Regions from separate parts of the Mus musculus genome. Here region 2 is linked to region 1. The links are chromatin contacts, found by Hi-C or POLR2A ChIA-PET in ENCODE. All regions are on one chromosome and are shown on one strand. The core of a region is the stretch at or near the end of the contact, and the rest is flanking DNA. Distances in the headings are between cores, read along the strand shown. Region 1 holds the start of Adam23 (a disintegrin and metallopeptidase domain 23). Region 2 overlaps Adam23 (a disintegrin and metallopeptidase domain 23).

What was found. A loop is a pair of places that touch in the nucleus more often than their neighbours do. ChIA-PET counts read pairs that join two places held with the same protein, here RNA polymerase II (POLR2A).
Region 2: a map of left cerebral cortex shows a loop between it and region 1 (2.8-fold over the local background). The contact joins the enhancer-like site here to the promoter of Adam23 in region 1. A Hi-C loop is called at or near these places in 1 of 37 maps with a recorded cell type or tissue (left cerebral cortex). POLR2A ChIA-PET finds 5 or more read pairs at or near these places in 1 of 5 experiments (embryonic stem cell).

The regions. Positions count from the first base shown.
Region 1 is chr1:63,444,509-63,447,401 of GRCm38, forward strand. It overlaps Adam23 (a disintegrin and metallopeptidase domain 23), which reads left to right and starts at 1,383. Exons shown (of 26, transcript NM_011780.3): 1 at 1,383-1,904. The coding sequence starts at 1,703.
Region 2 is chr1:63,477,361-63,480,491 of GRCm38, forward strand. It overlaps Adam23 (a disintegrin and metallopeptidase domain 23), which reads left to right. Exons shown (of 26, transcript NM_011780.3): 3 at 319-395. Among named protein-coding and RNA genes, the nearest start is that of Adam23, 33 kb to the left of the region's middle. Within about 2 kb of position 1,754, at least 1 of the 3 ENCODE cell types and tissues checked has a DNase peak (open chromatin) inside an H3K27ac peak, as active enhancers do; it is left cerebral cortex, where a contact is called at or near this core.

The DNA of each region.
Region 1 (2,893 bases), core at 133-2,632:
GTCCTTAGATAGCATGTTAGGACCTAGCGTTACAATGTGAATGAAAACTGTTGCTGCTCGCATAGAGAGTGTGTGTGTGTGTGTGTGCATGCGAACGAACATTGGTTAATTAATTAAATCCATGTGTCCAATAAATACTCATGCTCAAATGTGGAAAGAAGAGATTAAAATTAATATCTGACACCTCAACCGCTCTGCAGTGTGAGATCTGCATGCAGGCCTGTCATCTTTGTCTGTCTCCAGAAGTTCGTTCCGTGAAGCTCGGGTACAGAAGGTGGCTAACAGCCTTGACTGTTATTTTAATCACACACTTCTAGAACCTTCCCAGCCCTTTCCAAGTAGATATCCTTAGCTCTATTTTAAATATCAATAATGGAGTTAGACACCATTGTTATTACTCAGACCAGTCTTGGGAGAGTGGATAAGTTACTGTTGGTGTTACCAGAGTCCAGTGATAGAAATGGGCCTCAAATTTTAATTAGGAACCACCAGAATTAGTAGCGGCTGCTAACCCACCCAAACCAGGGAACTGACAGCACTGAGCGAAAATACCCCCTTTCTCTGCACAAGATACGACTGGATCTCAAAAATAGAAGTGTGTTCTCAGAAATGCCTGCGCACCCCCAAGGCTGGTTGACAAACGATAGATTTCCTAAGATAGCTGCACGGTTGCTTTCTAATCTCTGTATTTCTTCTATTCCAGAATATGGCCCGTCACACTTTCTGAATTTAGCTCTCTTCAAAGCCCTATGGGCACGAGGAGGGAGGACCCACGACCCTGCAAGGGGATCCCAGTGGCTCAGTGCCCACAGACGCCAGCCTGCGGATGCACCACAGTGCTTCCCACTGTCATCCCACTCGCTGCTATGAGGAGCACAGCTATTTTTACCTCCCTGGCTGCAGCCCTTTATTTGAAGGAAGGAAATAAATAAAGGTTTGAGAAGGAAAATGCATAGTCTCAGTTTTCCTTGCGCTGGAGAGTTGGTATAGGAGTGGGTGTTGAGGATGGGTCGCTTTTCTTGGCAAGTTGTTGCCAGATCAGGCTTGCCCCAGGCCTGGAAACCCTTGCACTTTCCTCTTGGGGTCATCCCTGACTGCAAACTTCTTTCTCCCCTACCTCTGGTCTTTGGAGGTGCCACCAACTATTTTGATGCTGCCTGGGATGCTGCATCACTCTGCCCCCCCCCCCCCCCAGGGCTCCCACAGTCGAGCATGCGCAGCGCGGCCCATGCAGGCTACAGCATCAGCATCTGCAAGAGCATCAGCATCCGCACCCGAAACCCCGTTCGGGCGCGCTCCCGGAGGGTGGGGTGCAGTACCGCGCTGCGCGTCCCCGAGTCTCGCGCCCGCGCCGCGCGTGCCCGTGCCGCTCGCTCCTGCGCGCGCCTCCTCAGCATCCTTAGGCCCGGCAGCAACCCCCGCAGTCACTGGTGCGGCCGCGCCCGCCACTGGGAGGGTGCAGCCACTGGAGGAGGCTCCAAGTTGGTGGAGCGGCGGGGACCCCTCTCTGCGGGCCGCTCCCGGAAAGGCGGAAAGAGCAGAGGACGGCGCGCCGCCGTCCCCGAGACCCCAGCCCCTGACCCCTGCCCGCGGCCGCAGCATGCGCGCCCAGCCGGCGTGACCGGCTCCGCCCGCAGCCGCCCCGCAGCCCAGCCCGGCTCTCTCGCGGGTCACTCGGACCGGCGCCCGGGAGCGATGAGCCATGAAGCCGCCCGGCAGCATCTCCCGGCGGCCGACCCTGACGGGTTGCAGCCTTCCCGGCGCCTCCTGCGGCCCCGGCCGCTGCCCCGCCGGCCCGGTGCCGGCCCGCGCGCCGCCCTGCCGCCTGCTCCTCGTCCTTCTCCTGCTACCTGCGCTCGCCACCTCATCCCGGCCCCGTGCCCGGGGGGCCGCTGCGCCCAGCGGTGGGTATGGCCGGTGCCCTTTGCGTTGCCTTCCCCGCGGGGCCCTGGGGAGGAGAGAGAAGGGCACGCAGGTGCGTGTAACCCGGACGAGTGGGTCCCCAGCCTGGCCTTCGAGCGCCTCCCTGTCCACCTCTCCACCCTTGTCCGTCCCAAGCCCAGGTTCATGCTGGTTCACTTTTGGAAGTCCGTTTCTGTTGCATTCACTAAAGACCCATTCCAGTGACTGTGGGTTCCACCCAGAGGTATTTGGTGGCTCCTGAGTCCTTTAGCGCTCTCTATGTAACTTCCAGTGACAGGAAGATGCAGTGAGCTAGCAAGTTGCTTTTTGCCTTGGGGAACCTTCATATGAATGCGGAGGGGTGGGGGGCATGCAATAATAGTGACAAATGCTTGATCCCTCAAATTCCCCACCAGGTTTAGTCCCTACTGTTGGAATTAAGGTGAGAGAGGCATAATTTGGGGACCAGAGAATGAAAGTCTCCAAGACACTCTTTGCGCATGACCTTTGGCTGTGTTTTCCCAAAATGCTTGTCATAATGAGCAATCAGAATAATACAATGTTGAGCACACTGGTGATTGGAAGTCACTGAAAGCAGAAAGCTGGCCTTGGCAGTAAAAAAGAAAGAATTTGGAAAGTTGCCAGCAACTATAGCCCTTTATGGCAAAACAGTTTTTTTTCTCATCTCAAAGTTAGAAAGAAATAGAAATCATTCATATATGTATGTATATATGTGTGTGTGTATATACATATATATATACACACACACACATATATATATTTCTACATTCACACACACATAATACACATAAACACACACACACACACACACACACACACACACACACACAAATATATTTGAAAGTATCACTTTACATTCAGTGTCCATGAATTCAGGACCCAAGTTTTGTCTGGAGTGTTCTTGGCTCTCAGATGAGGTGATGTTAAGATGGGTACAGTTGAGCTGCTGCATCCTCTGAGGAGGGATGGG
Region 2 (3,131 bases), core at 504-3,003, 33 kb after region 1:
TTTCTCATGCAGGAAACTATTTGGGGTCACAAAACAGTCTAAAGGCAAACTTTAACCTGAGGTCTGTACAATTTATCTCCGTCACTTTGGAGACCCAGCAGGGCTTGCTGCATGCTGCTGCTCCTTGCCACAGAGGCTTTGTTTTGGAGGAACAGTTTTCTCTGCTGCTCACGTGGTGGGTCTTCCAAGCAGAACCAAGATGGCATGCCCAGTCCTTTAAAGAGATGAGTTCATACGTAAAGATGCATTAAAAAGTCTACATAAAAATGCTGGTCCTGTTAAATCTCTCTTAAGGCTCCTCTGTCTTTTTTTCTTTAGGCTGTGCATCTGGCCCAGGCAAGCTTCCAGATCGAAGCTTTCGGCTCCAAGTTCATTCTTGACCTCACACTGAACAAGTAAGTATCTAGCAAATCCTCCAAGGAGGCGGGCACAGGAAAACACTATTTCTAAGGTGCATCAAAACAGTGTCTCTGCTGAAGCAACTGATTTTTTTCTCGTACATTATTTGGCAAAGAATACTTGAAGAAGAGAGGGAAGACTAAATAGTAGGTGCATCTTTATTTTACTTCCCTGAAATAAGACATTTAAGATGTTCCCAAATAGAGAACTTATATATTATGATTCTTAATAACTTCTTACTGAGTTGTTGATTTCAGACTTTTGTACATATATAAGGAATATTCTGATTACTGTAACCTCACCTTTTCTAATCTCTTCCCCACCTCAAATAACCACCCCATCCTATTCCCCTTCAAGTCTCCTTTCCACATTCATATCTTATTTTCTTTTTTTGAGACCCACTGAGTTTAACCAGAATTGGATCTGTGACCATGGAGTTTGAAACGATCCACTGGAGTCTGATGGGCATATCAGTTGGTGCATACCATAGACAATCACCACCTCTCCCTCAGAATCCATCAATAGCCAATAGTTCAGTAAGGAGGGGTGGGCCCTGTGAGCCCCTCTCTGATCTATGATTGACTCTTGAGGGGCCTAGTCTTGCCATATTGTAATTTTAAAAAGAATAAATATTTGAAGTAATGCTAGTTAATTAAGTGCTAACTGTAGTAATTACTATATAAGAAGCATAACAGATTACTGATTGAAGCATAATTAGACTTAAGTCTAGAGATTTATTCCATTTTACTTTTTATAATGCAACACATATGACTTCTGTAGGAAGAAGAAAGCAAGCAATGATTCATGTGTATCTAGTTTGAGAAGGTTCTTTGCTTCATAATTCCACATTGATGTAGATTCTTTGAAACTCTGTACTGATGAAAATTTATCCCACTGTCTCTATGCCTGTGTTTATGTTGATATTTAAATGCTTTTTCCTAAGTTGGGACAATCTATACAGGTGTTCCCGTGCAAAGTGTGAACAAACGCTCTTGTCTTTGGTGAAGGTGGTTTCCCATATGAGTCTCTTTACACTAGGTAGGATTTTTCAGCTCTCATCAATAATTTAAACAGGACTACATTTTATAAGAAATAATTACTTAATGCTACCAGACACTGTAATGCAGGTGACCACAGCCAACATCTGAGGAATCGCAGAAGACTATTAAATTTCTTGTATGCCAAATTCTGTCAGCTCTGCAGAAAAAAGTTGCGGAGTAAGCTTGGGTGCTCCTTACTCAAGTGTTATTGCAGCTTTAAGTCAGAATGAATCAGCAGAACTCAGAATTTCTGTGTTAAAGATATTGCAGGTTTTCTCCTTTGGTTGAGTTCCAGTTCACCATGCTATGTCAGCAGTGTGCCTGCATAAGAGATTGTCTTGCCAAGTCGTCGGCTATGCTGAGTACCAGGATGAGGCTAATTTTAGTTTGTCTCAGTCCTTTCCATATCTGATGCTGCCTGAAGAGGAGGTTGCAGTCAGTACTGCAGTGGACTTTGGAGGGCAGCTCTGCTTACATTGCACCACCACGGCTGCATCAAATGCTGTGTATTCTGAATAGTAAAATAGCATGACCGCAGCAGAACTTCCCAGTCAAAGAAGCGATGTCTGAGAAAGGGTCTGATGGGATGCCCAGGGTATTTAGAGTTACAGAGGCAGACCAGGAATTACCTAACATTTAACATGCAGAAGAATCAGATTGAATACCTATTATGAATATCCTTGCTTGAGGGATTGAGTCTAGCTGGGGATGGTTGATAGAGAGATAAAAATAACTTTAGAAGAGTGTGGGGTGTCTTGTGCTAAAGGTTAATGTGGAATGCTATAGTAGTGTGACCAAGACAGTCAGGACAGTCAGTGAAGAAAGGCTACTTATCTGTAGCCAAGGACAGCATGGGGAATAGGTTAATTGCTCAACAGGCACTGTCTCTTTGCACACAGAAGGCTAGGATTTCATTGGAAGACACTGCATATTCATGCTGGTAGGCGTTGTCTCATAGACTCTCTCACATTCATGAGCATGTTCAGTAGGAGTCGTTGAATAAGCTTTCTCATGAATCACATGTTTAAAAATGTTGGTTGGCTGCCTGGCAATGGTGGCACATACCTTTAATCCCAGCACTTGGGAGGCAGAGGCAGGCGGATTTCTGAGTTCGAGGCTAATCTGGTCTACAAAGTGAGTTCCAGGACAGCCAGGGCTATACAGAGAAACCCTGTCTCAAAAAAAAAAAAAAAAAAAAAAAACCAAACCAAACCAAACCAAAAAAAATGGTGGGTGGCTGTAGCCAGAGAATGTCAATCCTCATATACAGAATTTAGCATTATAATTAACAAAGTTTATACTTTGGGTACCTGGAGTAAAAGTCAGCAGTTTTTCTTGGTTTAAAATGGTGCCTGATGTGATCACAATAACAAAACAACTTAAAAGGATGCCAGGAGGCATTTAAAGGGACAGCATCTTATCTCACATGCACCTCAAAATTCCACTTTTATGGCTAACTGACACACCAAGGAGAGGCAGCTCTTCAGGCAGGAGGAATATGAAAATACATGTTAGAAGGGGTAATGTTGGAGACCTACCTTGTAAGACATGCGGATCATGTCTTACATCAGCAAGGCAAATATTGAGAAATGGGGTAGGGGTGTGGGGGTGGGGATGGAGGAGATGGAGAAGTACATCCAGGCATTGAAAGGTCAAGAGAGACAGTAAGATGGATTACCTTTTTGGGTAAGA